Linked DNA regions of Homo sapiens: region 1 is linked to region 2. A link is a loop called in an ENCODE intact Hi-C map of the cell type or tissue named here. Cell type or tissue: endothelial cell of umbilical vein. All regions are shown on one strand. Each heading gives the region's core, and the rest is flanking DNA. Links, peaks and the distances in the headings are about the cores only. Region 1 holds the start of LOC105379198. Region 2 overlaps MARCHF3 (membrane associated ring-CH-type finger 3).

Region 1 (5,375 bases), core at 100-5,099, 260 kb before region 2:
TCACTGGAGATCTTGTCACAGGCCACAGTCCAGACTTAATCCCTGCTCTCCCTTCCCACGCTTCTCAGTCTGTTTAGGCTCTCTCTCTTCTTCCACATTCTCCATTCTCCTGATTCTACTAGCCTTTGGAGGCGACCTTTCTGTTTTCCGTCTCCCAAGTATGTCACACACCTATATCATACTGGGCTAATGAAGGAAGGGGCACTGGCCTAGAATCAAGAAGCCTAAGCTCATTTGGTCATTTATTCAATCAACAAATATTTTTGAGTATTTTCTATGTATCAGGCCTTGGTCTAAGCCTTGGAAAGTGGTAATGAACAACATAGTGAAATCCCCAGCTTACATTCTAGTGGATAAAGTATACAGATTATCAAGAAGATTATAGATGGTGATAAACACTATGAAGAAAATAAAGGGGTTGATGTGATAGAGTAATTTTACAGGGTCACTTGGAGTGCAGCTGTCAGGGAAGGCTTTTCTGCCATTTAAGCAGAGACCTGATGGATGGGAAGGTGCTAACCAGATTCCAAGAAAGAGTGTTTCCGGCATCACATCCCTAATATGCCCAAGACACAGGAAGGAGGCCATGTGGCAACAGCAGGGAGCAGGAAGAAGAGAGGGACCCTAGCAAGATCAGCAGAAAAGGATGAGCTCATGGAGGATCTAGCAGCCATGCTGAGGAGTTTCGATTTTAATCTAAGAGTATGAGATTTATTTGATGTGCTTTAAGCAGAGGAATGAAACCATTTCATTTTTGTAAACATCACGATGACTACAGGGTGAAGAGTGGAATTAGAAATATCAATTAGGAGACTACTGCATAAACTCAGGAGAGAGAAGGGGGAGGATTCAGTTCTTTAGAGCTGAAGCTTATAGGACTTACAAATGGATCCCGTGTAAGAGGTAGTGGGGAGTCACCAAGATAGTGTCCAGATTTGGGCTAAAAGGCTTGGGTGGATGGTGGGTGCCCTTCACTGACACAGGACAGCATTCCAAGCCTGCCTTGCCCAACTCTGGGCAATTTTGCCTCTTCAACTTTGAAATAAAGGCGTTGAAAGGGACTGAATAAGTGGCACTAAAATACCACAGTTCTATTGGGTTATTAGGACACAAATATGTTTTTCTTGCTTCCCATTAAGAAAATAACACAAGATTTAAAATGACAGAGGCTGACATTCAAATCAAAGATCCACAAACCTACGTGGTATTGGCAAACAGATTCCACGTGCCTCAGTCTCCCCATCTGCAAAATGGAATCACAAAACAGGCCTGCCTCACTGTGCTGCTGGGAGGGATACATAATATATGTAAGGAGCCTGGAATATAACCGTTCTTGGTCAGTCCCACATTCTCCTTTCCTGACAGACCCAACAATTGTTTATTTTCTTTCTTTCATTCATCTCACTTTCTAAGTCTCTTGGCTCTAGGACTTTTCTCCAAGGATGAACTAAGATCTGGGACTCCCAGAGCAGATTTCACTTGTGTCCTTCCCTCCCTGGGGTGGTCGCTTAGTCCTGGACCTCTCTGCCTTCCCGCTTGGATGTAGACCATTTAAAGGGTGAGCGCCATGCAGTTAGCTTCAAGCCTGGGGACACCGGGGTTTCAACACCAGGGTTTTAATATCGGAGCTTAATTTTGACGCATACTTTTCCCTGCCTTCCAGCTCCACCCCTTTCCCTGATCAATGGGGCTAGGAAGGGGAAAAAGTGAACAGCAAAAACCAGTCCTGAGAAGAAAATGGGATGGAATGGCTGCTGATGAGAGAGCTCTCATCCCCTGAAATCCCACCAATACGCTTTTTTGCTGCCGATGGCCATAGTACTTCACACTTGGGGAACGACATGGACAAACTACAAGGGATATTACAGTCTCATCTGCTGCCTAAAACTAAATTACCAAAAACTAAAATTTTAGATGCCATAAAAATTCACTGATGAACTCTTTCGTTTTTCTTATTGATGCCTCTCTTTTTCATTTATCTCAATTGCCCATTTTTGCTTTCAGGAATAAAGCCAAAAAAACAGAATTCTCCAAGTGTCAAGCAAAAACACATACTTTGCACACGTTTCTCGAGGTCCAGCCCGAAAGCCTGCGCCCTGGGCGTCCCTGCTTCGGCCCCCAGAGGGGGGTGCGCTGCTCGCTCCCCTCGCTCCACCTCCCGCGTAGCCTGCGGGCCCCTGGCGGCCCAGGGCATGGGGCAGAGACGCCATGCCGGCTGATACACACGCCCGGAGGAGGTGAGGGAGGAAGCCACTTGAAAATAAACAGGTGCCGTAAAGGGCATAGGTAGCTTGCCCGGGTTTCCTGCTTCCTGGTCGCTCGCGCTCGCCTCCCCGCCGCCTCGCCTCCCCTCGAGCAGCCTCCGCACCCCGTTCTTTCACTCCTCGGCGCGTGAGCTCCTGGCAGCCTCACCCTTTTGCACATGACGCGCCTCCCCGGGTCTCCCGCAGGCAGGCCTCGCTCCTCCCTCCGCCAGGCCTGCCCGGGAGGCCTCGACCCGGCGAGGTGACCCGCCCCAGGGTCGCCGGCGCGAGGACGAGGCTGGCGGTGCGCTGCTTCCTCAGAGCCGCTTCCTCAGAGCCGGCTGCGGCGGGCCCGGGCGGGAACCACGGAGCCCAGTGCACCAGCCTCCTCGGTGCTACCGCGGGACACAGAGGAAACAGGAACAGCTGGTTTCTGTGGGCAGGCCCCGGGCTGGAACTAGAGCCAGGGTAAGGGAAGCAATAATAACATCTCACATTTGCAAGAGGGCTTTATGCTTTCCAAAACGCACTCACAAATACCCTGGCTTATGTTACTTCCTGTAAGGTGCGCAAGTATTAGGGACCCCTTTTTACAAGTGAGAAAACTGAGCCCATAGGAAGGTTAAGCATTAGTGACAGAGCTGGACTGCACTCCAACGCCACGGTGAGAGGTTTGCCCAAACATCCCTGACCTGTGTAACATCTGTCAGGAGCTTAGCGCGATGAAGATCAGATGACTCAGCGGCTCCAAAGCTTGAGAGCCCTCACTGTGGCCCTTTACTGTGTCCAGGTGCGGCCGGCGGGGGACAGGGAAAGAGATCACAGCGAAGACCCAGAAGAAACAAAAGGCAAGCGAATGTAAGAGCTTCACCACCTTCCCACTCCAGGACGGTGGACAACAAGAGGTTTGAAAGCTGTGATGTCCTCACTGTCTTCCGTCCCTCTCACGGAATGAAAAGTCGTTTTTGCCAGAATATTATACCTGCAAGATCTCACGGGGAGGAGACTGCAGCCCACCCGCTGGAGATTTTTGCCTACAGAAAGCTTCCCTTTTTTTCCAACCCAAAGACAGACTTTTATAGCCTCTCCAACTCCCCTTGAATTTTTAAGAGAGAGAAAGAAAAGCCCCAAAGTGAAAGATAGTGGTCATTTATGCCTTGGAAAGATAAATGGGTGTTTTAGTTTTGTTTTTAAATGAATTTTCCTTTTCTAAAGAATTTCTTTCAAAAAATTAGTGGGAGTTGAGGTGAGGCATGTGTTTTATATTTTTATATCCACTTTAGTAGGTTTTAATATAACGTCTTGAGTCCCTTTTGAATTTCTTTATGACCCAGGTCAAGCTGCCCTGATTCAGGTTCCACGCAGCTAAAAATTAAATTGTAGCTTCCATCCATGTCACAAATATGTAAGCTGGGGAGGTAACCTACTATCAGGCCATATTTACAGAATGGCTAAAAAACTAAGCTAAACTTCTCGAAGATGTCAATACCTAAGTGTCTTTGGGATACTTCCTGAAACTACCTGTGAGAATCTGTTCATTTTTTCTTTTAATTAGGACTTTATTTTACTGAAAAAAAAAAAACTTGAATGAAGAGAGCCAAAGTACATGGTGATGTGAGTGTGAGTCATGGAACTTGTTCTTTTTTCTGAATAATTATTTCACTTAAGAAGACATCCAGATACATCCAGATAATTTGACTATTTGCCGACCTCTTGGATGTACCATAGATTCTTATGCATTGGATCCTTGAAGACTTAACGCTTCAGGATGGCATGCTGGGCACACAAGTTCACTTCCCCCTTGCAAAGCCACATGACATTTACGGTAAAGAAATAAGGCAGAAATAAAGCCATGACACTACTGTGACCAGAAGGAAGGCCATCCGAGAGAAATATACTTTTGTGAAGTTCTTGGCAAGAAGAAAGAGGAGAGGACCAGGCCGGGCGCGGTAGCTCACGCCTGTAGTCCCAGCACTTTGGGACAAGGCGGGTGGATTACAAGGTCAGGAGATCGAGACCATCCTTGCTAACACGGTGAAACCCCGTCTCTACTAAAAGTACGAAAAATTAGCCGGGCGTGGTGGTGGGCGCCTGTAGTCCCAGCTATTGGGGAGGCTAAGGCAGGAGAATGGCGTGAACCCAGGAGGTGGAGTTTGCAGTGAGCCGAGATCATGCCACTGCACTCCAGCCTGGGCAACACTGCAAGACTCCGTCTCAAAAAAAAAAAAAAAAGAAAAGAAAAGATAAATAAAATTGATAATTTGACTATTTGCCGACCTCTTGGATGTACCATAGATTCTTATGCATTGGATCCTTGAAGACTTACACTTCAGGATGGCATGCCAGGCACACAAGTTCACTTCCCCCTTGCGAAGCCACATGACATTTATGGTAAAGAAATAAGGCAGAAATAAAGTCATGACACTACTGTGACCAGTGCAGTGGCATGACCATAACTCACTGCAGCCTCAAATTCCTGGGTTCAAGGGATCCTCCTACCTCAGCCTACTATGGAGTAGCTGAGACTACAGGCACGTGCCACCATGCTTGTCTAATTTTTTTTTTTAAGTACTGGTAGAGATGGGTACCTTGCTTTGTTGCCCAGGCTAGTCTTAAACTCCAGGCCTCAAACCATGCTCCCACCCCAGCCTCCTGAAGCACTAGGATTACAGGCATGAGCCACTGCATCAAGCCCAAAAGAGGCTTCTTATAAAAAAGGAACAACCAGAAAACAAGAAAGGGTTACTGGAAATTAAAAATATGGCTAAAGTGCCTCGTTAGCTCAGTCGGTAGCGCTTCAGTCTCATAAAAATATGGCTGCTAAAAAATTTTACCTGTAACACAAACACTGAAAAATGAAATCAAGGAAATCTACCAAAATGATGAGTAAAAAGAAATAGAAAGTATGAAACAAAAGTTACAATCAGAGAATCAATAGAAGTCCTACACCCGCCTAACAGAACTGTCAGAAGAAAGCTGAAAAAAAAATGTGCAGGAGAAAATCATTGAATAAACCATAGGTGAAGAACGGATAAACAAAATGTGGTATATACATACAATGAAATATTATCCAGTCACAAAAAGGAAAGGAGCTACATGCTACAACATGGATGAACCTTGACAACATTATGC
Region 2 (5,375 bases), core at 212-5,211:
GAATTCCATGCGTTGTGCTCGGACCTCCACAAACTGCAGGCTGATACAGAATGTGTTTACTGGGTTAGTGCAACCTAGCATGCAAACGTGGACACAGGATAGTCACAACTCCCACAGCAGCCTAAAGGAACTATGCAGGTCAGGTTGTGAAATGGCACCCAGAGTTATTTAGAAGGGCGTTTGGAATTCATAACGAGGTTGGTTTTGTTTTAAACCCTACTGTTGTCCTGGTAGGAAACAATGAGTGTTGATTACATTTTATTCTACTTAACATCAGTGCTTCTCAAGGGAGATATTGGTGACATGGAATTAGGTCTTATATTCAGGCATATAGCAAAAATAAATAAAGAACCTGGGGAGAAGATATTAAAATTTTAAGTAAAAGTGGAAATGAGACTACGAACAAAGGCAAAGAGAAAGAATATTTTAAACTGATATATCATGTGATATAGAGACATTAGCATACACTTTTGTTGGGTACGGGGAGAAATGTGGTATATAAATTATGCCAAAATCAAATTTTTCTCCATTGCTGGAGTGTATTTGGGATGGGTTTCAAAACTCTCTCAAATATACAGGGTTTTTTTGGTGTTTTTTTTACATCCTGTTTCAACATCCAGGGTCTAGACATTGGACTTCCTTCAAACAAGAGGCCAGTGAGAATAAATTTGAGCATGCAGTTGTTAAAACCACTCTCTTCCTCCACGTAGCTCTTGACAGCAGCTGCAGAAAATGAAACCTGTTGGGGGTGGAAGTGGATGGAGGTAAGGCAGTCTCAGATGGGAGGAATATGCTGATAGAGGAATCTGACCCTCAATTAATGAATGGCATCAACACCTTTCATGTTGAATGGCACACCCGAGGCCTGGGTGAGACAAGCAGGGAGAGAAGAGAAAGATCATATCTTGTTAATTGACCTCATCTCACCTCCTCCCCCATAAAAGCACATGACTTGTAACACAGAACTTCCTTTAATTTCATCAGACTACCTTGCCCAGAAACGAAGCACAGTAGTGATTATGAATGAACAGATACTTTGCCCCTACCTCTTGCCATTATCTCTTCCATAAACTTACTTAGGGAAAGCTAACATGAATCTCACTTCCTGGTTTTTAGGGGGTGATTTGAGGTTCTGGGAATTTTTTTTTTTTTTTTTTTTTAGTTCTTTAATTTTAAGCAGTCAAACACTCTGTTCCAAACAGAATGCAAATCCCACTCGTTGTACTCCTAACTTTGTATTATAAATGTTGGACTCTGTGAAAGCAGCAAGAGTAATGGTATAACTGGTGTGGATAATGACAGCTTTTGGTCTTGGAAAAGAAAAAAATGAAAAGACTTGTTCAGAATTGCAGAGCCAGGGAGTCTGGCAGTTTTTTCTCATATTTCTAGGTGATAGACAAATTGTTAGTTACCACATGTATAATTTATTAGTAATTGCTCTAATTTGCCTCCTAAGTTTCTAAGTTGCCGGTTCACTGAGATCAACTGTTTTGTACCCATAAAATAAGAATCATATGGTAATTTAATGAAGTAGCTAGCCAGTTAGCATGGTTTCTGTGCAAATGCAGTATTACCCTTGCAATTTAGAAAAGGGGGAGAGGAATAACAGTGTCAAACTTCTTAGAAGCCTAGTGACTAATTGTCACTTACTGGGATTAAAATGCTACACCCACATTTTCCTCTTGTGGACATATGGACACTAAGATAACTGTCTTTCCTTTGGGTTGTGTTGCAGTCTCTTTAAAACAAAATGCTTCCTTCCTCCTGGGAGCAGTGTAAGAGCTGCTGAGTGAAGGAAGCTGGATCCCTCCCATGGGTGATCTCTGGGAGAGAGGCCTAGAGCCTGCTAATGAAGTTAGAGCACAGCTTAAGGTACAATAGACCTGCTGCAAGGATGTTGGGGATAGGGTCAACATAGAACATTTGTTTTTTCTTTTCTTTTTTTTTTTTTTTTTTTGAGACAGAGTCTCGCTCTGTCACCCAGGCTGGAGTGCAGTGGCGCGACCTCGGCTCACTGCAACCTCTGCCTCCCGGGTTCATGCCATTTTCCTGCCTCAGCCACCCGAGCAGCTGGGACCACAGGTGCCCACCACCACGCCCGGCTAATTTTTTGTATTTTTAGTAGAGACAGGGTTTCACCATGCTAGCCAGGATGGTCTTGATCTCCTGACCTCATGATCTGCCCGCCTCGGCCTCCCAAAGTGCTGGGATTACAGGTGTGTGCCACCGCGCCCTAGCCTGTTTTTTCTTCTTAAAGCAAGCATTCTACTTCTCTCCAAACGTAATTAGTTGACTTCAGGTATGGCTATAAGAACATAAATGCAAAAATTTCTTCTTATGGCCAGACTGTCAGATTTCTCTCTGTTCTTGAATTTTCTCAACCTACCAACAATAAATTGTCTACTTATCTTTTAAACTCAGGAGCCAAACAAGCAGAGTCCTCATTCTGCTTCATGTGACATCAGCAAGACTGAACTCTCCTCTGCTTGCTGTGCTCTGTTCTTGCTGGTTTGTAAGTGGCAGCAATCATAAGAGGCAGGAACACAGCTTCCCATTTGTTTTTCAGGTTTAAGCTGTGGTTTTGGAAATGACAGGAAGTAGGAAAATGAAGCTTTTGGCTGGCCTTTGAAGAAACTGGAAGTAGAGGTGACAGAATACATGCGGATTGCTCTGGACCTTTTTGGAAAATCACTCTTTTGCCCAACACAGTTGGCAACCATCCTGGGACCGATAAAATTCCTTTGCACTTCATCAGAATTTAACTTTGGCTTAATCTGTCAAAGTCACAACCACATCTCTCAAGAGTACCATTTGGCCACAAGTCAAATACATTATCACAAACACATTAGATGTTCCTGAATAGCATTCCTAACCCATAGCTGATGTCCACATTCATCGAGCAAGATCAAATACCAAAAGAAAAAAAAAAAAGAAAAAAAGTAATTTAATCCATGCTAATTTTATTGAAATCAAGACACTTTCCTAAGTGGACAAATTTTTAGAAAAAGAGCATAAGCCAGCTGGGCGCAGTGGCTCACACCTGTAATCCCAGCACGTTGGGAGGCTGAGGTGGGTGTATCATCTGAGGTCAGGAGTTCGAGACCAGCCTGGCTAACATGGCGAAACTCTGTCTCTACTAAAAATACAAAAGTTAGCCAGGTGTGGTGGCATGTGCCCGTAATCCCAGCTATCTGGGAGGCTGAGGCAGGATAATCATTTGAACCCGGGAGGCAGAGGAAGCAGTGAGCTCATATTGCCCCACTGCACTCCAGCCTAGGTGACAGAGCAAAACTGTCTCAAAAATAAAAAAATTAAAAAAAAAAGAAAAAAGAAGAAGAAAAAGAGCATAAGCCTGGAACCTGAAATGACATCACCAATGGTTAGAAATTTTAATGAAATTGGGATACTTACAGCCTCTTGAATTTCTCAGTAGATTATTATCATATTCATCCCCAAGGAGAGTCACCTAGCTTCATGTTTGCTTGGTCAATGTTTGGTAAGCACCAGGGCGAGATGGTTGGCCCATGTATCTAAAGTAGTGCTACTCAGAGTGTGGTCTTAGGGCCAGCAGCATCTGGAAGCCTATTAGAAATGCAAATTAATGGCCCCACCCCAGCCTCCTGTAGCAGAATCTCTGCAGATGGGGGTCAGGAATCTGGGTTTTTATAAACTCTCCAGGTGATTCTAATGCTCGCTCAAGTTTAAGAACCACTGGCCTCACATCTCCAGAACAAACTGTCAACCAGCAACTGATGGTTTGTGGTTATGTCTGCAAATGAAAGAAGTGCAGCCATCCATGCCATCCTCCCTTGGTTGGAAACTAAGTCCCAGCTGCTGATTTTTGCTTCCTTTTCTCTACATTTCCAAATACCTGTGTTAGAACTGTGGGGCTCTATACATAGAAAATGTCTTAAAATAACAGTCTGTGTTTTTAAACTTGGGACTGTAAGGGGCTCCTCCTAAACATGTTTGGAGTATTTTATTTTGCTGATACTAGAAGCTGACCATTTACCTAAATAGTAATATACACCTTTCCAGAATCAGCTCTCTGGACAACCCAGCTGTCTGCTGCAAAAGAGCAAAAAACCCTAAAGTAGACCAAAAAAAGTTCCAATCATCCAACATATATATGTTGGGTAAAATTGTGCATCAAAGCTCATACCTTTTTCTAAACTCTTGGAGGCCATCAAAATCTACTCACTCTTACTTTCTAAAATTAGTTGTACCTTAGAAGTACATAAGTTTTTTAAAAATTCAGATGCATAAGAACTAATTGTAAGAGCTAAAATATAAAACTCATAAGAAAACACATGTAAATCTTCATGATCTTGGATTAGGCAATGGTTTCTTAGATATGCCACCTAAAGCACAAGCAATGAAAGAAAAAATAATTAAAATTTGAAACTTTGTGCTTTAAAGGACTATTTCAAGATAGAAAGTGAAAACACAGCCCATAGGATGGAAGGAAATATTTGCATATCACTTATCTGAAAAGAGTCTAGTATCCAGAACATATAAAGAATTCTTACAACTTAATAGTTGAAAAAAATAGGCTAGGCACGGTAGCTCACACCGGTAATCCCAGCACTTTGGGAGGCCTGGGTAGAGTTCAAGACCAGCCAGGCCAACATGGCGAAACCCTGTATCTACTTAAAATACAAAAATTAGCTGGGCTTGCTGGGGTACACCTGTAATCCCAGCTACTCTGGAGACTACACACGAGAATCACTTGAACCCAGGAGGTGGAGGTTGCAGTGAGCCAAGAACCCACCACTGCACTCCAGCATGGGCAACAGAGCGAGACTCTGCCTCAAAAATAATAATAACCCAATTGAAAACTGGACAAAAGATTTGAATAGGCATTTCTCCAAAGAAGGTATACATATGACCAATAAGCACATGAAAAGATGCTCAGCCTCTTTAGTCATTAGGGAAATGCAAATAAACACAATGAGATGCCATTTCACATCCACTAAGATGGATAGAATCAAAAAGATAAACAATAACAAATATTGACAAGAATTTGGAGAAACCGGAACCCTTATACATTGCTGATGGAAATGTAAAGTGGTGTGGCCACTTTGGGAAATAGTTTGGCAGTTCCTCAAAAAGCTAAACAATAGTCACCATATGACCTAGCAATTCCACTCCTAGGTGCATACCCAGTAGAATTGAAAATGTATGTGGAAACAACCCAACTGTCCAACTGATGAATGAACAAACAAAATGTGAAATGGTCAACCATGAAAAGGAACAAAGTACTGGTGCATTCTACAACATAGATGAACCTTGAAAACATTAAGCTAAGTGAAAGAAGCCAGACACCAAAAGCCACATATTGTATAATTCCATTTACATGAAATATCCAGAGTAGA

The links. Peaks named below come from ENCODE experiments on the same cell type or tissue, not always from the same donor. Only the 100,000 strongest peaks of a DNase experiment are listed, where the experiment ranks them.
Region 1: a loop joins it to region 2, with 3 times the contacts of the local background. A loop is called at or near these places in 1 of 110 quality-filtered maps.

The regions. Positions count from the first base shown.
Region 1 is chr5:127,226,577-127,231,951 of GRCh38, reverse strand. It overlaps LOC105379198, which reads left to right and starts at 1,568. Exons shown (of 5, transcript XM_041680488.2): 1 at 1,568-1,572; 2 at 2,005-2,237; 3 at 2,291-2,711; 4 at 3,034-3,101. The coding sequence starts at 1,568. It also overlaps a transcript of MEGF10 not described here. RefSeq lists silencers at 2,051-2,110, 2,261-2,680. In endothelial cell of umbilical vein, for the core only: no CTCF peak of the experiment used is centred there; DNase peaks (open chromatin) are centred at 2,261 and 2,441; H3K4me3 peaks cover 788 bases.
Region 2 is chr5:126,968,031-126,973,405 of GRCh38, reverse strand. All of the region lies in intron 1 of MARCHF3 (membrane associated ring-CH-type finger 3), which reads left to right. Among named protein-coding and RNA genes, the nearest start is that of MARCHF3, 60 kb to the left of the region's middle. RefSeq lists enhancers at 783-832, 853-942. In endothelial cell of umbilical vein, for the core only: no CTCF peak of the experiment used is centred there; DNase peaks (open chromatin) are centred at 1,705 and 2,645; H3K27ac peaks cover 855 bases.